Linked DNA regions of Homo sapiens: region 2 is linked to region 1. Evidence: read pairs that join two places in POLR2A ChIA-PET (ENCODE). Cell type or tissue: A673. All regions are shown on one strand. Links, peaks and the distances in the headings refer to the core of each region. The heading gives the core; the rest is flanking DNA. Region 1 overlaps SOS2 (SOS Ras/Rho guanine nucleotide exchange factor 2). Region 2 holds the start of ATL1 (atlastin GTPase 1).

The links. Peaks named below come from ENCODE experiments on the same cell type or tissue, not always from the same donor. Only the 100,000 strongest peaks of a DNase experiment are listed, where the experiment ranks them.
Region 2: POLR2A ChIA-PET joins it to region 1 with 16 read pairs; 3 of 35 experiments call an interaction of 5 or more read pairs at or near these places.

The regions. Positions count from the first base shown.
Region 1 is chr14:50,203,290-50,219,648 of GRCh38, forward strand. It overlaps SOS2 (SOS Ras/Rho guanine nucleotide exchange factor 2), which reads right to left. Exons shown (of 23, transcript NM_006939.4): 2 at 995-1,120. Among named protein-coding and RNA genes, the nearest start is that of SOS2, 20 kb to the right of the region's middle. In A673, for the core only: no CTCF peak of the experiment used is centred there; no DNase peak of the experiment used is centred there.
Region 2 is chr14:50,552,003-50,568,361 of GRCh38, forward strand. It overlaps ATL1 (atlastin GTPase 1), which reads left to right and starts at 8,143. Exons shown (of 14, transcript NM_015915.5): 1 at 8,143-8,297. The coding sequence starts at 8,264. It also overlaps a transcript of MAP4K5 not described here. RefSeq lists an enhancer at 8,237-8,736 and a silencer at 8,478-8,837. In A673, for the core only: a CTCF peak has its summit at 8,268; DNase peaks (open chromatin) are centred at 8,179, 8,549, 8,779 and 9,149; H3K4me3 peaks cover 2,271 bases; H3K27ac peaks cover 1,566 bases.

The sequences.
Region 1 (16,359 bases), core at 4,490-12,489:
CCTGGGTAGCTGAGGTTGCAGTGAGCCAAGATCACACCACTGTACCCCAGCCCGGGCGACAGAGTGAGACTCCATCTCAAAAAATAAAAATGAAAATAATTTTTGATAGCTGTACTATTAGACATTTGTTTTTAGCAGGAGAAAATAATACCAATTTTATTAATATTAATTTTATGTGCACAGGGTGCTTTTATACAAAAGAAGTAAAACTCTCCCTAACAGATATTGCTAAAAATCCAAAAATACTCCCATGTAACCAAGGCAAAACAATTATTTTAGTACTAATTTAAACAGTTTTTCAGATATATATATATATATACACACACACATACATATACATTTTTTTAAATCACTGAGCAAATGTCCTCAAAATTTACACTAATCTTTTATTGAGGTAATATTTATATGCAGTAAAATACACAGATCTTAAAATGTACAATTTGTTGAGTTTTAGAAATGCTTATGTCTGTGTAACCATCATCTCAACTGACATAGAGAACATTTTTTTTTTGTTTTTTTTTTTTGAGACGGTCTCCCGCCTCAGCCAAAGTACTGGGATTACAGGTGTGAGCCACCGCACCTGGCCTTATTATTCAATATAAAGTACTATGTTTTGAGTCCTCTCTAAAAAATATGTGCCTAAACCCAGGTTATGAAGATATTTTCCAGAATTTTCTTCTAGAAACCTTGTAGTTTAGCTGTTATGTCTAAGGCCATGATCCATTTTGAATTAATTTTTGTCTACGGCATGAGATAGGTTTCAAGGTTTTTTCCCCTCATAAATGTACCCAGTTGTTCTAAGTTTTTTTTTTTCTGAAAAACTTGCCTTTCCTCAATGAACTGCCTTGACATTTTTGTCAAAAACAAACTGACCATATATATCATACATAATTTCAGTGGTTTTAGTTTTCACAATAAATTAGAATGATATAGATACAAAAATTAATTCATACAGTGGTTGAGTGACTTTTTGAAATGACAAAATAATTTTTACCTCTACATCTTGAACAGTCCTTGGCTGGGCCATGCATAATTTATTAAGCAGCTGAAAAATCAGCTCTTCAATATAATAGAGAGACTCTTCATTAGCTGAGAGAGTGGGATGCACTTGTTCCTGAACCTTTAAAAAAAAGTTATCAGTTAAAGTAATGGCAAAATAATATAAATTGAACAAAAGTCAAAGAGAATCTTATATATAATATTTTACTATAATGGTTACTCAAAACAGACATAAAACACAAAATGAAGAAAAAAACTATTTGTTGGTCTCTGTAAACTTTTCTTAACCCACAGAGCAGTGGTTCTTAAGCATTTTTGGACCCTTTGAAAAATCTATGGAAAGCCATTGAACCCTCTCTTCCCTATCACCAAAAAGCATATACACATAAACTATTCTATACAATTTCAGAGGAACTGTGGATACCCTGAAGTCAATAAACCTACTTGAAGTCTACGCAGGTCATGAATCCCAGTAATAAAGGTAACATCTGAAAAACCATACTCCTTTACAAATTATAGAGGTGCTCTGTGAAATAGGTGCTACTCAGCTTTCACAATAGCACTGTCACCACCAGCTATGCTAAGCACCCCACCTTTTTTTCTTTTTTTTTCTTTCTTTTTTTTTTTAAGCAGCTGCATCCTTCTAGGGATGAGCCGTTTTTGTTTCTAAATTTTCTGTCCTAAATAATAATCCAGTCTGACTGGATATAAGAAATATGGTAAATAATAGTACCTAGCATACAGTAGGTGTCCTATAAATATTTGTTGAAAGAAATTTAAAAAAGTATTGCTTTCCTTTCTTTTCTTTTTTTGAGACAGGGTCTCACTCTGTCACCCAGGCTCACTGCAGACCTGGGGTCAAGCAACCCTCCCACCTCAGTCTCCCAAGTAGCTGGCACTACAGGTGTGTGCCACCATGACCTGGCTAATTTTTAAAACTTTTTGTAGAGATGAAGTCTCACCATGTTGCCCAGGCTGATCTTGAACTCCTGGGCTCAAGTGATCCTCCCACCTCAGCTTCCCAAAGTGCTGAGATTATAGCATGAGCCACTGCACCCAGCCTGCTTTAACTTTTTATGCCATGAAGTCAGAAGGATATCAGAAGCACTAACACAAAAATAGATAACTTGAATAGCCTCATAGTTAAGCAAAAGTAATTTAAAACCCTCCCCACAAAAAACACAGCATTGAAGTTAACCATTTTATTTGAAGTCTCAAAATTTACCATAGAATTCTTCCTAACATCACATCACGTGCCACCACTAAACCAACCATTGCCAAACAATGATTAGTCTACGATTTAGACTTTGCCATTTCCTAAGAGATCCATGCCTGAACAAAATGAGAGTTTTAAAAAATTAGCATAGGCACGGTGGCTAACACCTGTAATCCCAGCACTTTGGGAGGCCGAGGTGGGTGGATCACCTGAGGTCAGAAGTTTGAGACCAGCCTGGCCAACATGGTGAAACTAAAAATACAAAATTAGCTGGGTGTGGTGGCACGTGTCTGTAATCCCAGCTACTAAGGAGGCTGAGGCAGGAGGATTGCTTGAACCTGGGAGGCAGAGGTTGCAGTGAGCAGAGATCGCACCACTGCACTCCAGCCTGGGCAACTCCATCTCAAAAAAAAAAAAAAATAGCATAAAATTGTGCATTATAGCCTCATATTTTGTAAGTCTATAGGATTTATAGTAAAAATCCCTTCTTTCATTTCTAATATTAGTTATTTGTGTATTCGTTCTTTTCTTGATCAGCATCTCAGAGGTTTATCAATGTTATTAATCTTTTAAAGAACCAACTTTTGGCTTTTATGATCCTATTTTATGTTTGTTTTATATTTCATTTATTTTTGCTTTATCTTCATTATTTCTTCTGCTTTTTATGTTCTTTTGCCAACTTCTTGAGATGGATACTTTGCTCATTTTTGTCAACCTTTCTTTTCTAATATGTATGTTTTCTCTAAAACTACTTTTGTAAAAACACACATATTTTCATATGGAATATTTTTGTAATCATCCAGTTCAAAATACAGTCATCCTTCAGTGTCTGTGGGAAATTAGTTCCAGGACACCTGTGGATACCCAAATCCATGGATGCCCAAGTCCTTTATATATAATGGTGTAACACTGTATACAACCTACACACATCCTCCCATATACTTTAAATCATCTATAGGTTACTTGTAACACCTAATACAATGTAAATGCTATGTAATAGTGGTTATATTGTATTGTTTAGGAAATAATGACAAGAGAAAAGTCTGTATGTGTTCAGTACAAATGCAACCATCCATTATTTTCCCAAATACTGTTGATCTGAGGTTGGCTGAATCTATGGATTAAGAACCCAAGGATAAGAATGGTGGACTATAGTTTCTAATTTCCATTATGGTTTCTTCTTTCACCTTAAGAATCTAGAAGCAAATTTCTTTAATTTTTAAACATGAGATTTTTTAAAAGGTTTTTAAAATTGATTTCTATAATAATCACGTCGTCAGAAAACATACTTTCTTTTTCATTTTTATTTAGTTATTTAATTTTTTTGAGACAGAGTCTCATTCTGCCACCCACGTTGGAATGCAGTAGTGCAATCATGGCTCACTGTAGCCTTGACCTCAAGCTGGTCTTGAACTTGTGAGCTCAAGCTATCCACTCACCTCTGCCTCCCAAAATGCTGGGATTACAGGCATGAGCCACCATGCCTGGCCAGAAAACATATTTTCTATGATTTCAATCTTTTGAAATTTGTTGAGACTTGCATTATAGCCCATTATATGGGTCTACCTGGCTTCATTGACAAACTCATCAAACATAAAGGAAGCAATACAACAATCTTAAGCGAACATTTAGAAAATTTTTTTTAAAAAGATACTCTCCAATTTATTTTGGGACTAGACTTTATATAAAAACTCAAAAAGAAAGATGAAAATTATAGGCCATTTTTAGCTCAGCACAGTGGTTCATGCCTGTAATCCCAGCACTTTGGGAGGCCAAGGTCAGAGGATCGCTTGAGGCCAGGAATTCCAGACCAGCCTGGGCAACATGGCAAGACCTCATCTCTCCAAAATAAAAAAATTAGCTGGGCATGGTGGCATATGCCTGTAGTCCCAGCTACTCAGAAGGCTAAAGCAAAAGGATTACTTGAGCCCAGAAGGTCAAGGCTACAGTGAGACATGATGGTGCCACTGCGCTCCAGCCTGGGGGAATGAGCAAGACCTCATCTCTAAAAGAAAACAAAATTATAGGCCATTTTCACTTATGAATCCAGAAAAAAAAAAAAGCCTAAGTAAAGTGTCACCTAACTAAATTCCATAATGTATACAAATAAGATTATACAATCACAGCCAGGCATGGTGGCTCGTAATCCCAGCACTTTGGGAGGCTGGAAGTGGGTGGATCATCTGAGGTCGGGAGTTCGAGACCAGACTGGACAACCTGGTGAAACCCCGTCTCTACTAAAAATAAAAAAATCAGCTAGGTGTGGTGGCACAGGCTTGTAATCTTAGCTACTTGGGTGGCTAAGGCAGGAGAACTGCTTGAACCCGGGAGACAGACGCTGCCGTGAGCTGAGATCACTGCAATCCAGCCTGGATGACTGAGCGAGACTCCATCTCAAAAAAAAAAAAAAGAAAAGAAAAAAAGAAAAATAATATGACCATCCCAATATATATGTAAAAAAGCCATTTGAAAAATATTCAACATTCATTCATGATAAAATCTCTTTGTGGGCCCGGCACGGAGGCTCACACCTATAATCCCAGCACTTTAGGAGGCCGAGGCGGGTGGATCACTTGAGGTCAGGAGTTCAAGGCCAGCCTGGCCAACATGGTGAAATCCCATCTCTACTAAAAATACAAAAAATTAGCCACGCATGGTAGAAGGCGCGTGTAGTCCCAGATACTTGGGAGGCTGAGGCAGGAGAATCGCTTGAACCCGGGAGGCGGAGGTTGCAGTGAGCCGAGATAACGTGCTGTTGCACTCCAGCCTGGGTGAGAGTGAGACTCTGTCTCAAACAAACAAATAAAAAATCTCTTTGTGAACTTCTTTCATTTGATAAAGGATGTATACTAAAAAGCTACAATAGGCTGGGTGCGGTGGCTCAGACCTGTAATCCCAGCACTTTGGGAGGCTGAGACGGGGGGATCACAAGGTCAGAGTTTGAGACCACCCTGGCCAATACGGTGAAACCCCGCCTCTACTAAAAATACAAAAATTAGCCGGTGTGGTGGCAGGTGCCTGTAGTCCCAGCTACTCGGGAGGCTGAGGCAGAAGAATCGCTTGAACTGGGAAGCAGAGGTTGCAGTGAGCTGAGATCATGCCACCGCACTCCAGCCTGAGCGACAGAGCAAGACTCCATCTCAAAGAAAAAACAAAACAAAACAAAAAAAGCTACAATAAAATCATAGTTAATAGTAAGACAAGACACTGACAGCTTTCCTTTGGAGATCAAGGAAAAGGATATTTTCTATTATCATTTCTATTCCACATTATATTTGGAGGTCCTGGCTATTGCAGTAAACCAAGAAAAAGAAAATTTCAGAATTGGTAAAGAAGAAACAAATTTGCAGATCATCTGACTGCCCATTGTGATGGTTAATTTTGGGGTGCCCATATAACTGGTTACACACTATTTCTGGGTATGTCTGTCAGGGTATCTCTGGAGGAGATTAACATTTGAGTTGGTAGACTGAGAAAAGCAGACTACCCTCCCCAGTGTGGCCTTATCCACTTGACTAAAGGCCTGAATAGAACAAAAGGCTGAGAAAGAATTCTTTCTCTCTGCCTGACTGTATTTGAGCTGGGACACCGGTCTTCTGCCTTCAGACTGATACTCAGACTGGAATTTATATCATCAGCTCTTCTGGTTCTCAGGCCTTCAGACTAGGACTAGAATTATACCATTGGCTTTTCTGGGTCTGCAGCTTGACAAATGCAGATCTTGGACTTCTGGGCCACCATAACCTCATGAGCCTATTTCCTTAAATGTCGTGTGTGTGTGTGTGTGTGTGTGTGTGTGTGTGTGTGTGTGTGTGTGTCTCCTATTGGTTCTGCTTCTCTGAAGAATCCATGCACCCATGGAGGACAAAATAATGTACCCATGCAGGACAAAAATATTGTACACATAAATTACCTGAACTCATAAAAAATAAACTTTTCTTTCTATGTACCAGCAACAAAGCTAGCAAACAAAATTTTTAGGCCAGGTGCGGTGGCTCACTCCTGTAATCCCAGCACTTTGGGAAGCTGAGGCGGGAGGATCGCTCGAGCCCAGGAGTTCAAGACCAGTCTGGGCAACACGGTGAAACACCACTTCTACAAAAAATTAGCCAGATGTGGTGGCACGCAACTGTAGTCCCAGCTACACGGGAGGCTGATGTGGGAGGATCACCTGAACCCGGAGGTCGAGGCTGCAGTGAGCCATGATTATGCCACTGCACTCCAGCTTGGGTGAGAGTGAGACCTTGTCTCAAAAAAAAAAAAATTAAATAGCATTTACAGTAGAATTTAAAATACCGTGTACCTTGAGTACCTGATAAGGTACACATGACTCCTAGGGAGAAAACTAGACTTTAAGAAAAATTAAAGAGCTAAATAAATGAAAGATGATACCATGTTGGTGAACTGTCAGACTTAATATTGTATACAACTGAATTCTCTCAAAATTGATACATGCAGTTATAAAATCACAATCAAATCCAAGCAGGTTGTTTTGCTAAAAATGCCAAGATAATTTCAACATGTAAATAAAAGTGCAAAAAGCTAAGAAAATCAGTCATATATTCTTTTTTTAAAATTACTAACAACAAAGTCATATGTCTGTAAGGAAGTACAAGGATTTGCTCCAATGGTTGTCAGGATTTATTACAAAGCTATAGTAATGAAGAATGTGACAATGGCATAAGGATAGAGAAAGAAATCAATGGGACATAACAGAGTCCACAAACAAGTCCACATATATATAGACGCTTATTTACACAGATGGCACTGTAGAGTATGAGGTGTGGCAGAGAGTTGCAGGGAGGCAGGGAAGTGTATGAATAGTGTTGAACCACTGCAGAAAAAGAAAATCAACTCCTACTTCAACCTTTACCCAAAAATCAATCCTAGCTGCATGTTAGGCCTAATAAATAAATATACCCAATAAAGCTCTGACAGTGTAAAACTAGATAATATCTTCATGATTTCAGGATTGAAAAAGATTTCTTATATAGGACACAAAAAATTACTAGCTATGAAGGAAAGAACTGATAAACTTTATATTAAACTTTAAAATTTAGGTTTCTCAAAAGACATCTTTAAGAAAGTAAAAAGGCAAGTTACAGAGTTGGAGAAGATATATGTAGTACATGTAACAAAAGGCTCATATCTAGAATATATAGAGAACTCCTAAAAATTCAGTAAGAAAAAAAATGATAAAAATCCCAAGAGAAAAAATGGGCAAAAAACCCTTAAACTAGCACTTCACAAAAGAATAAATTCAAATAGCCTATATATATATTAAAAAGTGCTCTAGCTCTTAAGTAATCAGAAAAATGTAAATTAAACGACCATGAAAACTATCCACTCACCAGGCAGCAAAACTAAAAATTCTGATAATATCAAATGTTGGTAACTATGTGGAGCAATGGGAACGATCACACACTGCTACTGGAATGTAAAATGTTTCAATCACTTTCAAAAACTTTGCCATTAAGTACTAAAGTTCAAGATATGTATAGTCTATGACTGAGCAATTCCACTATAGGATATATATATATATATTCAGGATAGATTTACATATATTTCTTTAGAGCTATACAGTCCAATATAATAGACGCTAGCCTCATGTGGGTACTGAACACCTGAAATGTAGCTCCACTGAGTTGAAATGGGATGTTGGTGTAAAATACAAACCAGATTCAAGGATTCAGTATTAAAATAAGAAGTCAAATTCTCAATTTTTATGACACATGCTGAAATGATTAGATTGGGTTAAAAATATGTTATTAAAATCAACTTCATCTGTTTCTTCTTACTTTTCAACTGTGGCTATGATAATTTTCGTTTTTAACTTTTATTTTAGATTAAGGGGGTATATGTGCAGATTTTGTTACCTAGGTATATTGTGTCATGCTGAGGTTTGGGGTACAAATGATCCCATCACCCAGGTACTGAGCATAGTACTACCTCCTCTATTAGTCCCCGGTGTCTGTTGTTAACATCTTTATGTCCATGGGTACCCCATGTTTAGCTCTCACCCGTAAATGAGAACATGCAGCATTTGTTTTTTTTTTGTTCCTGCATTAATTCACTCAGGAGGGAAAATTTTATTTATTTTTTAATTAATTATTATTATTATTATTATTTAGATTTTTGAGACAGGTTCTCGCTGTGTTGCCCAGGCTGGCCTTGAACTCCTGGGCTCAAGCAATCCTCCTGCCTTGTCCTCCCAAAGTGCTGGGATTACAGGCATGAGCCACCATGCCCAGCCTAGGAGGGAAAATTTTAAATTACATGTGTGGCTCACATTGTATCTCTTCTAGACAGCAATGCTCTAGAGAAATGTTTACCAGAAGACATACGCTAGAAGGCTCATAAATAACATTATTAATAATACCTTCCAAAACTAGAAAAGAATTCAAATATTCATCCAGAATGGGACAGATAAATTGTGGCTTATTAATACAATGGAATACACACAGTCAAAAAAATGCAGTAATAATGACAGCTACATAAAATGTGGATGCACCCTGAAAAAATGTTGGCAGAAAGAAGCCAGATAAAAAGAATACATACAATGGGATTCCATTCACAAAGTCAGACAAAATTAAATACAAAAATAAAAAATAAACAAATTCAGAACAAATTAAACAATGGTGTTAAGGGATACACGCTGAGATGGAAAAACTATTAAGAAAATCAAAACAGGCCAGGCGCGGTGGCTCGCGCCTATAATCCCAGCACTTTGGGAGGCCAAGGCAGGCGGATCACAAGGTCAAGAGATCGAGACCATCCTGGCCAACACGGTGAAACCCCGTCTCTACTAAAAATACAAAAATTAACTGGTCATGGTGGTGCACACCTGTAGTCCCAGCTACTCGGGAGGCTGAGGCAGGAGAATCGCTTGAACCCAGGAGGCGGAGGTTGCAGTGAGCAAAGATCATGCCACTGCACTCCAGCCTGGCAACATAGCGAGACTCCGTCTCAAAAAGAAAGAAAATCAAAACAGTGAATACCACAAAAACGGTTACCTTTTGGAGAGTTATCCTGAGAAAAGTGCTGACAATGTTCTGTCTTCTTACCTGAGTGTTAAATAGGTGTTCCTTAAACTGTATATTTATCCTTTACACATTTTCTGATTATATGTTACACTTCACCATAAATGAGGTTTTCAAAAGTTTGAGAATCATCTAGCAAACAGAGGAAATTGAGGGGGGAAATTATCAATAAAATAAGTCTAAAGGGCTTTTCTAGTGCCCATGTCACTGAACAAAATTTTAATGTCAGGACCCTGGAGACAAAGAGAATATCCTACAAGACTGGGAGGACAGGGAAGTGAGGAGGAGCAGATTATATATGAGAAGCAGACATTAGCTTCAGATTTCAACAGTAATACTAGAAGCTAGATGGTAATGATGTTCAGCCTGGAATCCAAGATACCAGCAATATCAAACGCCATGCTAACGTGACATTCTTAGATAGAATAAGGTCCAAAACTTTATCTCTCACGTAGTCTTTCTCATTAACCTTCTGTCATTTGTACTACACTAAAACAAGGGTATGAATCAAGAAAGAAAAATATGGAATAAAGAAAATAAAGGAATCAATAGAGAAGAAAGGTCAAAGGAATGCCCAGGATAAAATGAAAGGAAATTATAGGATGAGAGCTGTAAAACAGGAATAAAGGTGACCAGTCCACACTGGTGCAGGTCAGAAGGCTCTGGGAGAGACTGTCTCAAGAAAACAAACTTGACAGAGTATGCAATGGGATGAAAATCTTGATAGGATATTTAGAAAACTGGTAAAAAGTTTGAATTTGGTAATAAGTGTACTACATAGAAAAACACACAAACAAGAAAACAAGATAATTAATAACTCCAGTAAAAGCAGTGAGTTAGAAAAGAAAAAGCAGATTAAATAGCATTTATAGGCCGGGTGTGGTGGTTCATGCCTATGATCTCAGCACTTTGGGAGGCCAAGGTGGGGGTGGATCACTTGAGGCCAGGAGTTCAAGACCAGCCTGGCCTACACAGTGAAACCCCGTCTCTACTAAAAATACAAAAATTAGCTGGGCCTGGTGGTGCGTGCCTGTAATCTCAGCTTGAACCCTGGAGGTGGAGGTTGAGGTGAGTGGAGATTGTGCCACTGCACTCCAGCCTGGCCGACAGAGTGAGACCCTGTCCCCCCCACCCCAAAAAAAAACCCCAAAAATAGCATTTACAGTCATAATAATGTAAACTTTGAATATTAATCCAACTCAAATTAAGATATAACTTTGAAGTGGGGGAAGAGAAAGTGGAAAGTGTGTGTGTGGTTGGAGGGGAATGTATGTGCATATTAAAGAATATTAAATCCTTTGTGCCACTGCACTCCAGTCTGGGCAACAGAGTGAGTCCCTGCCAAGAAAAAAAAAAAAAAAGAGAAAAAAGAGAATATTAAATCCTTACCCTCCGTGGTAGGAAGTCAACAGATAACATCCAAAACAGAAAAAAACATGAAATAGCAATATAAGCACTTTTTCTTTCTTAGAAATATAGAAGTAAATAAATCACTTTGAAAAGTTAAAATGGTTTTCTCTAGGAAACAGAAAATTTTGTGTTTAAGGGGGAAGTAATGCTATTTTTCATAACAAGCTTTGCAGAGCGAATTATCTTTTTATTTACATAAATAATTTTGACAAAATACAAACTAATTGATAAAGAAAAATAATTTTGAATTGGGGAATGGGGAAGTGGAAGGCCATAGTAAGGAAAGACTACTCTTTGAAGAAGTCTGGTCCAAAAAGTCTAGCAGTAAGGCAATTAGAAATTCATATAGGACCAATAATAAAAAAAAAAAATCAGGCTTTCTAATGTATTTCTATGTTAGAAATATGTTTCTAACATATTTTCTAATAAATTCAAATTAGGTTTTGGAGAAATAAATATTTCCTCTTATACCCTGCACTTCTTTAACACAGCCAGAGATAACTTAATTACATTTTAGCCATACATTTCTAATAGATCAATCGACTTTTAAAAGACATTTTTAAAAAAGTAGACATTTAACTAGGCGTAGTGGGGTGTCTGTAGTCCCAGCTACTCTAGTGGCTGAGGTGGGAGGATTCCTTGGGCCGAGGAGTTTCAGGCTTCCAAACATAATGAGACTCCATCTTTAAATAAATAAATAAACATTTACATTGTAAGTGTGGCAGTAGACTTCATAAGGCCGTTTCTTTTTTTTTTTTTTTTTCTTTTTCTTTTAAAGATGAGGCCTACCTAAATTGCTCGAGCTGGTCACCAACTCCTTGGCTCAAACAATCCTCCTGCCTCCTCAGGCCCCCCTCCCTGAGGCAAGGTTGTTTCTTTCTTTCTTTTTTTTTTTTTTTGAGACGGAGTCTTGTTCTGTCCCCCAGGATGGAGTGCAGTGGCGCGATCTCAGCTCACTGCAAGCTTCGCCACCCGGGTTCACGCCATTCTCCTGCCTCGGCCTCCCGAGTAGCTGGGACTATAGGTGCCCACGGCCATGCCCGGCTAATTTTTTGTATTTTTTAGTAGAGACGGGGTTTCACTGTGTTATCTAGGATGGTTTTGATCTCCTGACCTCGTGATCTGCCCGCCTCGTCCTCCCAAAGTGCTGGGATTACAGGCGTGAGCCACCGCGCCCGGCAAGGTTGTTTCTTATAACATCTTTCCATAAAAAGCCAAGGGCCCCACTCAGTGAAAATGATTGAACATGAGAATTAAGATAATGTCTAACTGGGATGGATTCTTTTTCTGTGATTATGATTTTGTTAAATAAGCTACAAAGCAATTTGAACATCAAGCATCAAAGTTTCTTATGCCAAACTTCTTAATTTCAAATATGAAAACAGTCATAAAAATAAACACACAATGTTAAAATCTCACCCATAAATGCTGTAACAGGACATCAAGAGGACAATGGAAGAGAACCATGCTTTACACTTCTACAGAGACAGTAAACATAAAATTACCACGACAGAACCAATTTGCCTATCATATTTTTTGAAAGCCTAGTCAGAAAAAGAGCAATTAAAATAATTTCCAGTCTTTAACAGTAGATTAACAAGTCAGACCTGTATTTTAGTTACACCATATTTTCAAATTGCCAGAAGGCATTTCCTTACTGTAACACTATAAATAGAATTGTTAGTGGGTGCAGCGCACCAGCATGGCACATGTATACATATGTAACTAACCTGCACAATGTGCACATGTACCCTAAAACTTAAAGTATAATAAAAAAAAACAAAAAACAAAATAGTCTCATACTATAAATCCATGTGTAGACACACACAAAAGCACTTTAACTTTTTACCCTGATAAACCACTACATTTGACAAGTTATAGAAATGTTATTTCCTAATTTATATTTTTCAGTTTTCCATCTTCACATTTAAATTAAAAATCTTGCTAATGCACTTGTTCAGTAATTAACATTTGAGTTTCAGGTACAATGTGGAAATAAATCCTTTTGGATATAGAGTCTGACTGATATTTATTTTTGCCAAATTCTTCATTGTGCTGCCAAGATTTCCACAAGGATGCAAATATCTCAAACATCAATTAAGAATACTGGCAATGTTTTCATTATTAAATGTTTTGGGTTTTTTTTGTTTTTTTTTTTTGAGATGGAGTCTCGCTGTTTCACCCAGGCTGGAGTGCAGTGGCAGCAATCTTGGCTCACTGCAACCTCCACCTCCCAGATTCAAGAGATCCACCTGCCTCAGCCTCCCAAGTAGCTGGGACTACAGGTGTGCACCATCACGCCCAGCTAATTTTGGTATTTTCAGTAGAGACAGGGTTTCATCATGTTGGCCAGGCTAGTCTTGAACTCCTGAGCTCAGGTAATCTGCCTGCCTCAGCCTCCCAAAGTGTTGGGATTATGGACGTGAGCCACGACACCCAGCCCATTATGAAATATTAAAATTCAATTTAAAAAGAAAATAAAAATTTTAGTTGAAGTATATATACTAAAACTACAAAATACTGGCAGAGCAAGGTTGCTCACACCTGTAATCCCAGCACTTTGGGAGGCCAAGGCAGGTAGATTACCTGAGGTCAGGAGTTTGAGACCAGGCTGGCCAACATGGTGAAACCCCGTCTGTACTAAAAGTACAAAAATTAGCTGGGCAGCTACTCTGGAGGCTGAGGCAGGAGAATCGCTGGAACCCGGGAGGCAGAGGTTGCAGTGAGCTGAGATCGTGCTGCTGCACTCCAGCCTGGGTGACAGAGTGAGACTCAATATCAAAAAATAAAAACAAAATACAATAAACATGAATAAATAAAAATAAAAATAAAAATACAATATACTGCTGATAGGAATTAAAGACTTAAATAAATGAAGAGATTAAACTATGAGTTGGAAGACTCAACATTGTTCTGATGTCAATTCCTCCCAAATGATCTGTAGATGCAACACAATCTCAATCAAAATTCCAGCAAGCTTTTTTGTAGAAATTGATATGTTGATTAAAACATTCTCATGGAAATACAAAGGTCCTAGAATAACTGAAACAACTCTAAAGAAGAACAAAGTTGAAGGGCTAACACTACCTGATTTCAAGGATTTCTATAAAGCTATGGTAACCAAAACAGTACGGCACTGACATAAAGATAAGGAAAACAATCAATAGAACAGAATAGAGAATCCAGAAATAAAACCACACATATATGGGCAACTGATTTTTTAAATAAAAGCATGAAGACCTTTAGCAAAGGAAAAGGACAGCCTTTTCAATAAATGGTGACAGAACAACCAGATATCCATATACAAAAAAACAAACATACCATATACAGAATTATCACACCATATATAAAATGATTCAATCAGCACCATAAGACAAGGTGAGATTTTTTTAAAAAAGAAAAAGTGATTCAAATGAGTCATAGATATAAATATAAAATTTAAACTATAAAATTTCTAGAACAGGCTAGGTATGGTGGATCACACCTATAATTGCAAAACTTTGGGAGGCCAAGGACAAAGGATCACTTTAGATCAGGAGTTCGAGACCAGCCTGGGCAACATAGTGAGACCCTGTCTCTATTTTTGAAAATTAAAATAAATAAATAAAAAATTTCTAGAAGGGAAAATTTTTGTAACCCTGGGTTAGGCAAAGATTTCCTTGATATGACACTAATGGCACAGTCCCTAAAAAAACAAATTGATAAAAATTTAAAACTTTTGGCCGGGTGCGGTGGCTCACGCCTGTAATCCCAGCACTTTGGGAGGCCGAGGCCGGTGGATCACGAGGTCAGGAGATCAAGACCATCCTGGCTAACATGGTGAAACCCCGTCTGTACTAAAAATACAAAAAATTAGCTGGGCGTGGTGGCGGGCGCCTGTAGTCCCAGCTACTCGGGAGGCTGAGGCAGGAGAATGGTGTGAACCCGGAGGCAGAGCTTGCAGTGAATCGAGATCGTGCCACTGCACTCCAGCCTGGGCGACAGAGCGAGACTCTGTCTCAAAAAAACAAAAACAAAAACAAACAAACAAAAAAAACTTTTGGTCTCCAAAAGATAGTATAGGCCAGGTGCAGTGGCTTATGCCTGTAGTCCCAGAACTTTGGGAGGCTGAGGCAGGATGATCATTTGAGGCCAGGAGCTTAAGACCAGCCTAGGCAACACAGCAAGACCCTATCTCTTAAAAACAAAAAAAAAAAAAGAAAGAAAGAAAAAGATAAAAAGATAGTATTAAGAGAATGGTATATAATGAAACTTCGATAAAAGGAAAAAAAAAAAAAAAAAAAAAAGGCCGAGTGAGATGGCTCATGCCTGTAATCCCAGCACTTTGGGAGGCCAAGGTGGGTGGATTCCTTGAGGCCAAGAGTTTGAGATCAGCCTGGGCAACATGGCAAAATCCTGTCTCTACTAAAAATACAAAAATTAGCAGGGCATGATGGTGGGTGCCTGCAATCCCAGCTACTTGGGAGGCTGAGGTGAAAGAATCGCTCGAACCCGGAAGGCGGAGGGTGCAGTGAGCTGAGATTGTGCCACTGCACTCCAGCCTGGGCGACAGAGCAAGACTCCATCCCCCCAAAAAAAAACAAAAACAAAAACAAAAAAACAAAACAACTCAACAAAAATGGGCCAAAGATCTGAACAAACACTTCACCAAAGAAGATATATGGAAGGCAAATAAAAACATGAAAGATGTTGAACATCATTAATCACTAGGGAAATGCAAACTAAAACCACAAAGTACCATTACACTGCTATTAGAATGGCTAAAATTAAATTACCAAGTATTGGCAGGAGGAACAGGATCTCTTATATTGCTGGTGGGAATGTAAAACTATACAACCACTTTAGAAAACAGTTTGAAAGTTTCTTAAAAAGTTAAGCAGCCAGGCGTGGTGGCTCATGGCTATAATCCCAGCACGTTGGGAGGCCGAGACGAGTGGATCATGAGGTCAAGAGATCGAGACCATCCTGGCCAATACAGTGAAACCCTGTCTCTACTAAAAATAGAAAAATTAGCCGGGCGTGGTGGGGCGTGCCTGTAATCTCAGCTTCTCAGGAGGCTGAGGCAGGAGAATCACTTGAACCCGGGAAGCGGAGGTTGCTGTGAGTCAGGATTACACCACTGCTCTCCAGCCTGGCAACAGAGCAAGATTTCGTCTCAAAAAAAAAAAAAAGTTAAGCATCCACCTACTATCCGATCCAACCACTCTTTGGTAATTACCAGCAATTTCCATTCTTTGTATTGAAACATATCTTCATACAAAGACTTGTACACAAATATACATAGCAGCTTTATTTGAATAGCCAAGATCTGAAAAACTAAATGTACATAAATAAGTGAATGGATAAACAAGCCACAGTATATCTACACAATGGAATACACTACTGAGCAATAAAAAGGAATGAACTATTGATACATGCAACATAAATGAATCTAAAATAATCATGCTGAAAGCCAGATTGAAAAAAAAGAGTATGTACTGTATGATTCTATCAGTATTAATATAAAACTCTAGAAAATGCAATCGATAATGACAGAAAACAGATTAGTGATGGCTTGGGATGTCTCCTGAGAGTGGGGAGAAATAGGAGGGAGAATTACAGTCAAGAGGAAATTTATGGGGCTGAAGGATATGTCTACTAGCTTTACTGGGATGGTTTTACTGTGTATATATAACTTATCACATTGTTGAAAAC
Region 2 (16,359 bases), core at 4,151-12,150, 350 kb after region 1:
CCTAGCCAGAGCAGTCAGACAAAAGAAAGAAATAAAGGGTATTCAAATTGGAAAAGAGGAAGTCAAACTGTTGCTGTTCGCCGATGATATGATCATGTACCTAGAAAACCCTAAAGACTCATCCAAAAATCTAGACCTGATAAATGAGTTCAGTAAAGTTTCGGGATACAAAATCAATGTACACAAATCAGTAGCACTGCTATATACCAACAATGACAAAGCTGAGAATCAAATCAAGTACTCAATCCCTTTTACAACAGCTGCAAAAAAAAATTAATTAAATAAAATACTTAGGAATATGCTTAACCAAGGAGGTGAGAGTTCTCTACAAGGAAAATTACAAAACACTGAAAGAAATCATAGATGACACAAACAAATGGAAACACATCCCATGCTCATGAATAGGTAGAATCAATATTGTGAACATGACCATACTGCCAAAAGCAATATACAGATGCAATGCAATTCCCATCAAAATACCATCATCATTCTTCACAGAACTAGAAAAATATCCTAAAATTTGTATGGAACCAAAAAAGAGCCCACATAGCCAAAGCAGTAATAAGAAAAAGAACAAATCTGGAGGCATCACATTACCTGACTTCAAATTTTGCTGTGAGGCTATAGTTACCAAAACAACGTGGTACTGCTATAAAAATAGGCATGTAGACCAATGGAACAGAATAGAGAACCCAGAAATAAAGCCAAATACTTACAGCTAACTGGTCGTCGACAAAACAAACAAAAACATAAAGTGGGGAAAGGATACCCTATTCAATAAATGGTGCTGGGATAACTGGCAAGCCACATGTAGAATGAAACTGGATCCTCATCTCTCACCTTATAGAAAAATCAACTCAAGATGGATCAAAGACTTAAACCTAAGAACTGAAACCACAAAGATTCTAGAAGATAACATCAGAAAAACTCTTATAGACATGGGCTTAGGCAAAGAATTCATGACTAAGAATCCGAAAGCAAATGCAACAAAAACAAAAATAAATAAATGGGGCCAGGCATGGTGGCTCACGCCTGTAATCTCAGCACTTTGGGAGGCTGAGGCGGGTAGATTACTTGAGGTCAGGAGTTCAAGACCAGCCTGGCAAACATGGTGAAACCCTGTCTCTACTAAAAATACAAAAAAATAGCCATGCATGGTGGTGTGTGCCTGTAGTCACAGCTACTCAGGAGGCTGAAGCAGGAGAATGCAGTGAGCCGAGATCGTGCCACTGCACTCCAGCCTGGGTGACAAAGCAAGACTCCGTTTCAAAAAAAAAAAAAAAGTGGGTAAAGGACATGAATAGACAATTCTTGAAAAAATATATACAGACAGCCAACAAACATTGAAAAAATGCTCAAAATCACTATAAGGGAAATGCAAATCAAAACCACAATGAGATACAACCTCATTCCTGCAGGAATGGCCATAATTTAAAAATTAAAAAAAAATAGATGTTGGCATGGATGTGGTGAAAAGGGAGCTCTTTTACGCTGCTGGTGGGAATGTAAACTAGTACAACCACTACGGAAAACAGTATGGATACCCCTTAAAGAACTAAAAGTGGAACTACCATTTGACCCAGCAATCCCACTACTGGGTGTTTACCCAAAGGAAAATAAGTCATTATGTGAAAAAGATGAATGCACACGCATGTTTGTAGCAGCACAATTCACAATTACAAAGATATGGAACCAAGCTAAATGCCCATCAACCAATGAGCGGATAAAGGAAATGTGGTATATATACACCATGGAATATTACTCAGCCATAAAACAGAACAAAATAATGGCCTTTGCAGCAACTTGGATGGAGTTGGAGGCCATTATTCTAAGTGAAGTAACTCAGGAATGGAAAACCAAATATTGTATGTTCTCACTTAAAAGTGAGAGTTAAGCTATGAGGATGCAAAGGCATAAGAATGATATAATGGACTTTGGGGACTCCGGGCAAAGGGTCGGGAGGGTGAGCAATGGAAGACTACATATTTGGTACAGTATACTCTGCTCCAGTGACAGGTGCAGCAGAATCTCAGAAATCACCACTAAAGAACTTATTAATGTAACAAAAAAAATCTGTTCCCCAAAAACTATTGAAATTTTTAAAAAGTTTTTTTTTTTTAATCCACAAAAACCAATACGTACCCTTAGAGGCACTACCTGTTGTGCCTATATGCCTGATGAAGAGAACAGTGTCACAAATGTTTTAAATCATTTGTCAACTCAAATTCGTTATATAACCCGATTAAGCTTCTTTGACTCATTCTCAAATTGGTTACACACCTTACCTACTCATTGGAGTTACGTTTTGCTAACAGGCATCATAATTGTAGTTAGCTTCTGCTTTTTATGATGTTTTGTATACTGTAGATGTGGCTTGTACGCACAAGCCATGGCTATACTTTATAGGTCTGTATAGTTCTTCCCCTCATACCCCACTCAAGGACTTTCATGCAAGATTGGTGGGAAGAATATAAAGAGCTGGGGAATGGGGTGGATTGTAGTGTGATGTGTCCCCACTAGGTTATTTAAGGTGTACATCCACTGCTTGAATGGGGAAGGCGGGGCAGTGAGCCAAGACCATGATGCCCACTGGAGGAGCAGGTGTCCCTGAGAACCCAAATATCTCAGATGGTATCTGAGAACTTATCAAGGAAAACAATCTCATTGCTCAAACACAGTAGGCAAAGAAGTTACAGAAAATTTGTTTAAAAGCAGTTTAGAGATGGGAGGTGGCATGGATCTCTAGAGCTATCCTGCTGCTGCCCAGAAGTGTCCTGTATAAGTCCTCACAAACTCATCCACTCGCTGGGCTGGACTCGTCTGAGTCATTCTTCAGTCTCTTGGTTCCCTCCCAGCTTGGGAGAACATTTTTCTATACAGTCCTGGATTTTTCTCATAACACCAACACATGGAAGATGGTAGAGTGCACCTTTGTCTTTTTGGCAAAGTCTTCTGGTTATTTTCCAATGTCTATTTCCCTTCTTCGTTTAGTATTAGACCCCAAAATTTTTGTTACATATACGGTATATTTATCAATGAGGTGGGACATGGTAGGTCAATGGTATTTGAGTGGAGATGATGTGTGCACTTTCTGGGTTGTACCCTTAGAGAGAATGGATATATTCACTTCTTCCCTTTTACCCTTCTGTATGGCTAGAATGAAAATGTGAATGCCCACACTAGAGCAGCCATCATGGAACATATGATAGAAGCCCCAAGTGAAAGATGGAAGAAGGCATGAAGAACTTTAGTTCCTTCATTTTTGTTTTGTTTTGTTTTGTTTGTTTGTTTGTTTTTGAGACGGAGTCTCGCTCTGTCACCCAGGCTGGAGTGCAGTGGCGTGATCTTGGCTCACTGCAACCTCTGCCTCCCGGGTTCAAGCAATTCTCCTGCCTCAGCCTCCTGAGTAGCTGGGACTACAGGTGCACGCCACCCGTCCCGGCTAATTTTTTGTATTTTTTAGTAGAGACGGGGTTTCACCGTGTTGCCCAGGCTGGTTTGAAACTCCTGAGCTCAGGCAATCTGCCCGCCTTGGCCTCTCAAAGTGCTGGGATTACAGGCATGAGCCACCGTGGCCAGCCAGTTCCTTCATATTTTGAAGCCACGGTATTATCCCTGGATGGCTTATGCTCAGATTATTTCATAAGACCAAAATAAATATTTGTCTTATTTCAGCCGTTGTAATTTTTATAGTAGCCAAAGCTATATCCTAACTAATATAGTCCATGATACCACTGAGCTGATGAACTGACCACCATAGAACCAGTCTATCTTTAAACAAATTGTTGCATGAAAGTAAATGTCATTTTTTGGTTAAGCCATTTTGTGTTACCGCCAAAAGCATTCTAATTGACATAAATACTTTTCTAAGATTGCTATTTATAGAGGGAAGGAGCAAATTGAACCATCAACTATTGAGAAACTTCTGATTGAGGGAGCCCTTTACTTATGATGGAGGAAAATGAGCATGGTGAAAGAACCAATGGAAGAAAAAATAATTGAGGATACAGGGGGAAGAGAATAGTTTGTGGAGTAACATCCCGGAAGAGTCAGGAAGAGAGAGGATTTAAAGTACTAAAGTTCAAATGGAGTAATACCTTTTCTTCTTTTATTCTGATTTAAAATGAACTTGACTTTTGACTTTTTAAAAACATTTGTATTTTAAAAACATAATTCACATACCATAAAATTCACCAACTTAGATTGTACAATTCAGTGGAGTTTTTTTGTTTTGTTTCATTTTTTGAGACAGGGTCTTGCTCTGTCATCCAGGCTGAAGTGCAGCGGCCTGAATCCTTGAACTCCTGGGCTCAAGGGATCCTCCCACCTCAGCCTCTTGAGTAGCTGGGACTGCAGGTGCACATCACTGCACCTGGCTAGTTTTTCTATTTTTTTTATAGAGATGGGGTCTTTGTATGTTGTACAGGCTGGTCTCGAACTCCTGGCCTCAAGTGATCCTCCCACCTCAGCTTCCCAAAGTGCTGGGATTACAGGCGTGAGCCACTGCACCCAGCCTAATCCAGTGGCTTTAGTATACCCAAGAGTTGTGCAAAGTTGATTTCATGATGAATTCTAAAACATTTTCATTGCCCCCAAAAGAAACCTCATACTCATTAGCAGTCACTCTCCAATTTCTCCCCAACCTCCCACTCCTTTCTTCCATCCCTAAGCAACAATTAATCTACTTTCTGCCTCTTTAGATTTGCCTATTCTATAAATTTCATATAAATGGAATCATATAATATGTGGTCTTTGTGGCTGGCTACTTTCATTTACTATAATGTTTTCAAGGTCCATCCATGTTGTACCATATATTGGTACTCAATAACTTTTTATGATCAAATAATGTTCTATTATATGGATATACTACATTTTGTTTATCCATTCACTAGTTATTTGGCACTGGGATTGTTTCCACCTTTTGGCTATTATGAATAATGCTGTTATGCATATTCCTGTACAAGTTTTTTTGTGGACATATATTGTAATTTCTTTAGGGTGTATATCTAGGAGTGCTAATGTATATGGCAATTCTATGTTTAACTTTTTGAGGAACTGCTAGACTTTTTCCCAAAGTATCTGCACCATTTTATATTTCCATCAGCAGTTTATGAGGGTGCCAATTTCTCCACATCTCACCAACACTTGTTATTATCTTTTTGATTATAGTCATCATAGTAAGCATTTTAAAACTTATTCTGGAGAATGTGAAACATTACTGTTCTAAGACTCAGAGTTATATAAAAGCATTACACTTAGAGAAATATCAGTCCCCTTAATCCCTACTACCCTCTTCCCATTCTTCCATTATTTCTACCCTATTCCCACCCATCTCCCGTAGGTGACCAATCTCATTGGTTTCTGGTTTAGTCTTGCTGTATTTATTTTTCACAGATGAATGGATACTTTTTTCATATCCTTTCCTTTTTCCAGGAATGGTATACTATTTTCACTTTTTCCTCCTCATTTAACATTGTATTCTGGAAATCACTCTGTATTAGCTTATAAAGATCTTCTGTATTCTTTTTCACACCTACATAACATTCTATTGCGTATATGTATTATAATGTATTCAACCACTCATCTATATGTGGGCATTCAGGTTGTTTCCAGCATTTTACAATAACAAAAAGTAATGTAATACATAACCATGTATGTTTATATTTTCATACTATTGAGGTATTTCTTCAGAGTAGATTAAACTTATGATTAAAAAGATGCATTCTAGCAATGTCCACTGAAAGGGTCTAGAAACAGTGATCTTCACCCAGCAATGAGCACAACTAGCACCCACGTCTTGGTTTCTAAACACCTTTTCTCGTTAAAAGGAGCCACAGCATCTTGGAGAAATGGCTATTCTAGTTCTAAGATAGGGAAAATACAAAGGAACCTGAAACATTTTCTTTTACCAGAATACAGGGAACTGCTCAAAGACAAAAAGGGACAATGTTAAAAGGACACACGAGCTGACCCTCAGCCAAATTAGGGGAATTTAGGCATTAAAAAGAATGGTGATGCATAGCACAATTTTTTTAAAAGCTTCCATTAATTTATAGAGGGACTCAACATAGAAAAGTGGGAGAGGGAATGCCAGCTACTTAATTTAAAAGACATGACATCAAGAGGCTGAGGTGGGCAGATCGCTTGAGCTCATGAGTTTGAGACCAGCCTGGGCAACATGGAGAAACCCCGTCTCTACATACAAAAACAGCCAGGCGTGCTGGCGACCGCCAGTAATCCCAGCTACTTGAGAGGCTGAGGCATGAGAATCGCTTGAACCTGGGAGGTGGAGGTTGTAGTGAGCTGAGATCACGCCACTGCACTCCGGCCTGGGCAACAGAGGGAGACTGTGTCTGGAAAACAAACAAACAACAGATAATGATTTTAAAGCCTCCATTTAAAAAATCACTAATATGAAATTGATTCAGGCAAGGATCAATGGATGCTAAAATCAGTGGATGAAAAGTTATTGGCCAATAGTACAAAAAGTCACATACAGAGAGCTATTTATTTAAGCATTTTTTTGTGATTCACACAGTCTCAAAGTATTCACCTGCAGATTACTTACTAATTATAAACACAACAGGTTTTTAAAAAATTAATTTCTTTTTCAATTGGGCATAGGTGTTGAATTATATAAATTTTTTCTTTTTTGTGTGTAATCTATTGTACTCTTAAAAATGGGATTCATATGAAAGGGATTTTCAGGCTGGAATGTAAGCTGAGAATGATAGTAAAGGAATATAAGAAGAAAAGCAGACCACACTTCTCTTTTGTTCTATGAACTTGGTTTATAGGTATAAGGATGAGATAATGTCTGTCTTCCTATGTTGTTTCATTAATGTCATTTCAACTCTGTTGAGCACAGACTTCTTTAAAACCATGTTGTAAACTTGGTTACAGTGTTCACGACTCTGCAGTCACTAGAACCAGTAACTGAAATATAATGCATAAGATTTGGCAGTGGTGGGGGAGTTTGTTTTCAGATATGTTGATGTTCAAATGTCAGTAGGAAAACAACGTGAGGATAACCTTAGGCAGTTATAAACACACCTCTGGTATAATGTCCTCTCTTCTAGAGGGCAGAAGACTACAAGTATAGATTTGGGAATCATCAGCATGGAGGTCCTGTCTGAAGCCATCATAGTAAATTACATTGAGAGAGTGTAGCGTGAGGAGTTGCTTACCATGAGGAATTAGCAGAGATCATGGATCTGGTAATTAAGAGGCTGGCAGTGATCTCCTAAGAACCGATCAGTACAGAGTGTGAGTAACAACCAAATGGCAGAAGGAAACTGTAAGGGACGGCATGATGGTATCTTGAGGTTGAGGTAGTATAAAGGGACAGTGTTTCCAGGTTACTGAAAACAACTAAGTTTGTAGCAGAGAGAAAGCAGTGAAAAGGGAAAGATTGAAAGTATTTTTATTTTTTTTCTTTTCCTTTCAAAATTGTCTGCAACCTTTATGGCTGCCAGGGCCCACCCATACCCAGACTATGTAGTATGATTTCAGCTCAAATAATTGCTATTGGACTATAGGTCTGGACCTTATCTTTGCAAATCTAGTGGGAAATTTTACCCAGTGGATATTGAGTTACAGATCGTAATGAATCTACAGCTTTCATTTATCTTGATCTTCTTGATATAAATTTTGCTATTCTAATTTTAAGACAAACTACTCAGTATACATATACAAAAATGCATGATACCCTCTTTACTAACATGACCTTGCTTTTAAAATGGAAAAAAAAATGGGTGCCTCGTAGATAAATGCACATTATTTTAGCTACTTTGGCTATATAAATGTTGCCAGCTTGTTTGTACTAATGTATAACCGTGCTTGAAACAGGTATTTGAACATCCAGAATCATGCAGTATATCGGTTTGTGTATTTCTGATAACGCTGTTAAATTCTTTGAGAGTGTGTTCGAGGGGGGTGCTGTTTATTTGTTTGTGTTTTCCGTTGAAAATGTTGCGGTACGTGGTCTATCACTGTCTTCACGGTCTGGGGGTGGACTGAGGTAGGGAGGGTGTGACGCTGGTATCTGTGTGAACTCGGGCTTGTGATGCTGAGCTTGGTTCATCTGCTTTCTCCTCCCTTTTCCTCCCCACTCCTTCCCACCAGCGCCACAGCAACATCCTCAGAGTCTGAGCGAACTGCGCCCAGCGCGGGCACGGAGCCTCCCACCGCCAGCAACCTGCGGCCCCGGAGAAGGCAGCGAGCGCAGTGACAGCGCCTCACCGCCACCAGCTCCTGGACCACCATGGCCAAGAACCGCAGGGACAGAAACAGTTGGGGTGAGTAGCAAATGAGAACTTCTGCAGCCTGCACGGGGTCTTCTGGCCCTCCACTTTCTGCTTCTGTGGAGACAGGGAGGGCCAAGGGCTGCTAGGTGCCTGCGTCCACGGCTGGGAGACGGGCCGTAGCCGAGCCGCTCCCTGTTTGGGCGGAGGAACCATGGCCGAGCGGTACCCGCGTCACCGAATCGCGCTGTCGGGGTGAGGGCTGCAGCTTCGCGCAGGCCGGGCCTCCAGCTCCTTCTTCCCCACCCCCCTCCCGCCTCCTCCCAGCATTTGGACAGCACCCACCAGGCGCCTCCGGGGACTTGTGGGTTCCGCCTTAGCGATCGGTTGGGAGGAAGGCTATGGGGGTGGGCAGGGGGCTGTTGTTACTCGGCCCCAGAGGGGCGAGGGGTCGGGGATCTAGAGCAGGCCAAGCCCCAACCCCCCTCCCCGGGAGCCGCCAACTCGCTGGCTCTGCAGGGCGCGGGCTCCCGGCGGCGGGCGGCGGGCGGCGCGCTGGAACAATGAGGCGGAGCGCGCCGGGTCCCGGACGGACGGTAGCAGACCGAGCAACTGGGAGAAGGGCCACCCTCTTGGGAATTCCTGAGCACTGCAGTACTCCTCTTAATTTGGGGGTTGGGTGGGGGAATTGGGGAAGAAGGAGAGCAAAGTTGTGGTTTCCAGCCTTCTGCCCCACCCCGACGTGGTACCCCATTCAGACCAGCCCCAAGGGTGGCTTTGTTCTTTGATTTTACCTTTTGGAGACATTGGGCTCATGATTCAGCACCAGGCCGAGGGGAGGGGAAAGGAGAGGCGAGACCCAGTATGTTCACACCGCGAGTGGGTGGGCGGTGCTCACGCAGGCGGAGAAGAACGGGCGCAGCGATGCGGAAGAAATCGCGGCCCCGCCCGCCTTGCTGCTCCAGACCTAGTTCTGGACGGTTAGTGTGGGCAGGCTGGGCGTCTTTTTGTCGTAGGTTCCCGATTTCTTGCAGTCACAGTGCTAAACTCACCAGCATCTTAGGAACGAAAGCCCTCTAAGGCATTTATTTTATTATCTGAACCAGAGAATGTCTCAGGCTACTGTGGCTTGGTGGGTAAATAAATATTTTGTTCATCAGCTTGTTATTTAGAAATTGTTATTTGGAAATAACAGTTGTTATTATTTGAAAAGTTCAGAGCTGCTTGATTCTGTTCCACATCTCAGTGAGAGCTCTTCTATAACTGTTTATTTGAGCGAGAGGCACAAATGTAAATTTTAATTGGTTATTTCAGTTTACTTTAATCAAAAGACCGTGTATCTCCTTGCCTCTGATTGTTCTAATGGTCACAGGATACGGTAGACAAGGTTTACATTTGGGAGATTATCCAAGGTTTGTGGTAGGCATGGAGAGTTGGAGCGGGGAGGTCTGTCATGACTTAGCTGAGTTTAAGAGAAAGTGGTTCCATTTTCTGAGATCATGAAACTTCAGTTTTAACAGACCTACCTGACTATTGCAATAAGTTTTATTTCCTTCTTCTGAAATTTAAGTAAGCATTTGCAGTGTATCCCCTTTCCACCCGTTCTCTTGGCCTCTAGAATAGGAATTTATTGAACACACACAATTAGGGTGCGTATATTCAAGTCACTTTTGGTCTCAGTCTCCATGAATTGTTGTCTCCACCCTGTTAACAGAAGCATGTGAAAATGTATTCTGAGGATTAAAATTTTTCTCCTTTATGAAGCTTTGGATCATTATTGCGCAGAATTTCCTTTGGCTATAAACTTTTTTTTTTTTGAGATGGAGTCTTGCTCTGTCGCCTAGGCTGGAGTGCAGTGGTGCCTTCTGGGCTCACTGCAAGCTCCACCTCCCGGGTTCACGCCATTCTCCTGCCTCAACCTCCCGAGCAGCTGGGACTACAGGCGCCTGCCACCGTGCCCGGCTAATTTTTTGTATTTTTAGTAGAGACAGAGTTTCACCATGTTAGCCAGGATGGTTTCGATCTCCTGACCTCGTGATCCGCCCGCCTCGGCCTCCCAAAGTGCTGGGATTACAGGAGCGAGCCACCATTCCCGGCCTTATAAACTTCTTATGTAGTGGGAGTTTTTCCCTCTTGGGAACATGGTTCTCACATCCGGTTTTCATAAAAATCACACAGGGACTTATTAGAAATGCAGACTCTCCCATCTTCCAGCCAGAGCTTTGGAATCAATAGATCTGAAAGAGGGCCTAGAAATCTGCCTTTTAATTAGCATTTTAGGTGATTGGGAAGCAGATGGTCTTTAGGTGTTACTTTGAGAAATACTACCTTAGATTATTTACATTTGATAGAAACATCTCAGATAGTTTACCCAGAAGTCATCAGGAAAGTTTCAACTCAAGTGATGGATTAGGAAAAGAAATACTAGAATCACTATAGTGTTTACTGGAAATTATTATAGAAAAGAAAGAGTGGAATTCTGGACTCTTATCTTGATGTTCTATGGAAATGCTTTACTACTTAGATTTTTCTTTGCTGTTAAGTACATATGACATAAATGACTTAGAAAATGTAGTAGATGGAGTAGGAGATAGAGGTTTTGGCACAGATATTAGCCCTGTCAGTCTTAATTCCATTTTATTACCAGTATCTAATAGAATGCCTAACACAGTAGGCATTTAGTAACAGCAATAGTAGCCAACATCGTTAAGCTAATGTCATATGAAATAGGTGCTGTAATACTCATTTTACATATTAAAAGGTAAAGCTAGTAGATGATTGACCCAGGATTCCTGCTCTGGCAGTTTGAATTCAGATTCCTTTATCTTCTATCTCTTTGTTGAATGGATAATACCTTCTGTATTATATTATAGAACTACAGTTTCAATGCATATTCATCTGCATTATTGCATTTGATCTTCAACCTCTTAAGTATGTGTCTTAGGGCATATCACTATTTTGCAGATGAAAAAACTAACTCAGAGGTGAGTTAAATGATTTGGTGAAAGTCATGTATTTGGTAAGTAAAAGGACTGAAATTAGAATCTGGGTTTTTTTCCTAATTTATTTTCTATAACATGATATTGTGGAATGTTTTCATGGAGAGAATGGGGTGGGGTGTGAAGATAATAGAGAAAACAGATCCTTGTAGTAGACAGAGGTCTCTCATGAGAAAAATCTTATGAGAGCTTAAAAAAGAAGACAGTGAACTGACCTTATCTAGCTAAGTAAGTATTTTTCAGACAAGTTAGAAAGAAAAAGGCATCAAGGTAGACAATCCAGAATGAGAAAATACAGTGATTTCCAAGAAAAGGGCAAGGAAGATATTTGCAAAATCAGCATGAGAGCTAAAATTTAGATAAGGAATCTAAGGACCATATAACAGGTGTTTTTATCTTAGTAGCTAGAGACCTGTAGGTCTTACAGGGACCATGAAAGCTACACAGCAGAAAAGCATCTCTGCTGACTGCTAGAATTGAGGACGATGTTTGAAGACCATACCCAGAGATAAAACTGGGAAGCGAGTCTGAGTAGAACTGAGCATCCTACCATCTGTACCTAAATCTACTCTTAAGATGTTTGAATAAATTTAAGCATATAAAAGTCAATTCTTCCAAAATAGGCATTGTTATTATTAATCATTTGAATGTATAAGAGATCTGAGATTCAGAGAGCATAAATGACTTGCCAGAGGTACCATAGTTTCTAGGTTATAGATCTAGTATTCAAATTCAGAGTTGTTTGCTTCCACAGTCCATGCGATGAGGACAAGGAATAGTATGCCAAAAGGTACCACAACAAGCTTATCTAGGATTAAGCTGATATAAGAAATCAATGCTGTATAAATTTGATCATTTGGACTAGAGAAGTAGGCAAAGAATGTGCTAGTGTGGAAAATAAAGGGGACAGATAAGTATCAGAAACAGTAGCCCAGAAAGCAGTCTTGCACTGCTTGGTCAGAGCTTAAGTGCTACCAGAAACAAAACAGAAATGCATACTTTGTTTGTTTGTTTTTGTCAAAGTTGCTTAAAAACTTGGGATACCACCTGGGAATTTGAGTTTTCTACAATGTAACAGAAACAGATAGTGCAAAACTGCTTTAGAAAAATAGTATTCGCACTAGGCTGGGCGTGGTGGCTCATGCTTGTAATCCCAGCACTTTGGGAAGCTAAGGCGGGCAGATCAGGAGGTCAGGAGATGGAGACCATCCTGGCTGACACGGTGAAACCCCGTCTCTACTGAAAATACAAAAAATTAGCCGGGTATGGTGGCATGCACTTGTAATCCCAGCTACTCGGGAGGCTGAGGCAGGAGAATCGCTTGAACCCGGGAGGCGGAGGTTGCAGTGAGCCAAGATCCGCCGCTGCACTCCAGCCTGGGCGACAGAGCAAGATTCCGTCTCAAAAAAAAAAAAAAAAAAAAAAAAAAAAAAGAAGAAGAAAAGGAAAAAGAACGATAGTATTCGCAGCAAAGTATCAGCTTTGACTACCTTTAAAAATAACTATCTTAGCTTCACAGTAAGTGTAGGAAATGCCTATTTGTTGAAAAGGCATTTGTGGAAAATTAATTTTTAGGTTTCTGGTTTTGAGGAAAGATTTAAAACAATCTTGAGTGTACTATAGTTACCTCATGATCTTCTTTCTTTTCCAGTTGGCTATATTCTATTTTTCTTGAAATGAGACCGTCTGTCCCTTTTTACCTACCTCATCTTCTATATACCTAATTCTTCTAAAACAATATAAAATTTCTACTTGGTCTTGGCTGGACACGGTAGCTCATGCCTATAATCCCAGAACTTTGGGAGGCCAAGGTGGGCAGATCACCTGAGGTCAGGAGTTCGAGACCAGCCTGGGTAACACGGTGAAACCCCATCTCTACTAAAAATGTAAAAAAAATTAGCCGGGTGTGGTGGTGGGCACCTGTAGTCCCAGCTACTTGGGAGGCTAAGGCAGGAGAATGGTGTGAACCTGGGAGGCAGAGGTTGCAGTGAGCCGAGATCGCACTACTGCACTCCAGCCTGGGCCACAGAGTGAGACTCCATCTCAAAATAAATAAATAAATAAAAAACAAACAAAAAAAACCACCCCAAATTAGCTGGGCATGATGGTGCATGCTTGTAATCCCAGCTACTAGGGAAGCTGAGGCAGGAGGATCACTTGAACCCAGGAGGTAGAGGTTGCAGTGAGCTGAGATCGCACCACTGTACTCCAGCCTGGGTGGCAGAATGAGACTTCATCTCAAAAAAAAAAAAATTCTACTGGGTCATACATGTACTGTATGATATGTACTATATATAAGACATGTACTGTAGATTTTCCTTCCCTACATTTTTTAAGTTGCCTTCCCTGCATCTTTTCAAATGTACTTTTCCTATGTATATTTTTTATACTTAACATCTGCTTACCTTGTCTTGATGACTCAAGGGTTACACCTTTGCTGCATTTCAGACTCTGCAGACTTTATTATCTTTAGAATCAGTGGCTACACTGTAGGCAGAACCTGTGATCACCAGGGAAATAATCCACTGTGTAGTACTTCCAGTAATAAAAAAAGATTTTAGATTTGGAAGGTCTTCCTCTTTTACATAAAAATTTCTTATGAAACATATATGTATACAAAATAACATGTAAAACGTGTTCAGTTTTAAAAAAGGAATGAGCACCTGTGCCCCCCAGCCAAAGAAATAGAACATTATCAATATTTTGTCACTCCTTGTATGCCTCTCCTTAAGGACAACCTGTTTTGTTTTGTTTTCTTTTGTTTTGTTTTTGAGACAGAGTCTCTCTCTGTCACCCAGGCTGGAGTGCAATGGTGCAATCTCAGCTCACTGCAACCTCCGCCTCCCAGGTTCAAGCAATTCTCCTGCCTCAGCCTCCTGAGTAGCTGGGATTACAGGTGCCCGCCACCACACCCAGCTAATTTTTGTATTTTTAGTAGAGATGGGGTTTCCCCAGATTGGTCAGACTGGTCTCAAACTCCTGACCTCAGGTGATCCACCCACCTCAGCCCCCCAAAGTGCTGGGATTACAGGCGTGAGCCACTGCACCCGGCCAGGACAACCTGTTCTTACCCTCTCCAAAGGTAAACACTTTCATTAATTTGAAGTTTCTAATTCTCTTGATAATTTTTACAGTTTAGCTATAAATAAATATATATATATCCCTAAATAATATACTATTTAGTTTTACATTTGAAGAGCCTAATATAAAGGGAATCTAGAGTGTGCATTTTTCCACAAGATATTTTGTTCACTCCACATCCTTACCCATAGTTGGTAATATGATAGGTCTGAAATGGTATCTCATTGTAGTTTCAATCTGCATTTTACTGATTACCAGTGAGATGTGAGCATATATTTATTGTCCATTCACATTTCCTCCTCAGTGCCTGTTTGCCCTTTGCCCATTTTAAAATTAGGTTATCTTTTTCTTCTTGCTTTGTAGGAGTTTTATACATATTTTTTATATAAGTCCTTTGCTGATTGTCTTATAGATCTCTTTTACCACTTTTTGCATGACTTTGATCTCTATGGTGTATTTTAATAAACAGACATTATGTATTTAAACGTAGTCCATTTAAACAATATTTTCCTTTATGGCTTGTACTTTTTATATTTAAAAAAATCTTCTCTTACCTCAAAGTTATAAAATCGTCTTCTATATTATCTGGTTTTAAAATTTTACACTTCATTTTTTTTCAGTTTTTAAAATTTGTGGTAAAATACACATAACATAAATTTTACCATCATAACCATTTTTAAATGTACAGTTCCGTGATACTAGTACACAAGTAAAATATTGTTGTGTAGCTATCACCACTGTCTATCTCCCGAACTCTTCATCTTGCAAAACTGAAACTCTGTGCCCATTAAACAGTAACTCCTCATCCCTCCTCATGGCTACTAGCAGCCACCATTCTACTTTCTTTCACTATGACTTTGACTACTCTGTGTACCTCACGTTAGTGGAATGATACATTTTTTTTTTTACTGGCTTTTTCACATAGCAAAATGTCCTCAAGTTTCATCCATATTGTAGAATATATCACAACTTCCTTCTTTTTTAAGGCTGAATAGCATTCCGTTGTAAGTATACACCACATTTTTTTATCCATTCATCTGTTGACAGACACTGGGTTGCTTTCACATTTTAGCTATTGTGAATGATGCTTCTATGAACATGGTGTACAAGTATCCCTTTGAGACCCTGCTTTCAATTCTTTTGGGTATATACCCAGAAGTGGAATTGCTGGATCTTATGGTAATTCTATTTTTAATGTTTTAAGGAACTGCTATACTGTTTTCCACAGAGGTTGTACCATTTTATGTTCTCATCAACAGTGCACACAGGTTTAAATTTTTTCATATCTTCGCCAACACTTGTTATGTTCTGTTTTTTAAAAAATAGTTGTCATTCTAATGGATGTGATGTGATATCTCATTGTAGTTTTGATTAGCAATTAATATTATGATTTCTCTTGTGATTTTTTCTTTGATCATTTGTTGTTTAAGAGTGTGTTGTTTAATTGCCACAAATTTGTGAATTTTCCAGTTTTCATTCTGTTACTGATTTCCAACTTCATCTCATTGTGGTTGAAGAAAATATTTAGTATTATACCTATCTTTTTAAAATGTATTGAGACTTAATATGTGGACTCCCTTATAGTCTATCTGGAGAATGTTCCAGGTACACAAGAGAAAAATGTGTATTCTATTGTTGTTGGCTAGAATGTCTGTATTTGTCTGTTAGGTCTAATTGGCACATTGTGTTGTTCAAGTTCTCTATTTCTTTGCACGTCTTTATTTCCTTTTTGTTTGTTTGTTTTATCCATTATTGAGAATAGGATATTGAAGTCTCCAACTGTTAGTATAGAACTATTTCTTCTTTCAATTCTGTCAACTTTTGCTTCATATATTTTGATACAGTGTTCCTAGGTACATAGATTTTTGTCATTGTTATATATTCAAATGCCGTATTAAAACTTTTATTAGTATATGATGTCCTAGCCAGGTATGGTGGTATGCACCTGTAGTCTCAGCTATTCCAGAGGCTGAGGCAGGAGGATCCCTTGAGCCCAGGAGTTTGAGGCTATAATGTGCTATGATTTGGCCTGTGAC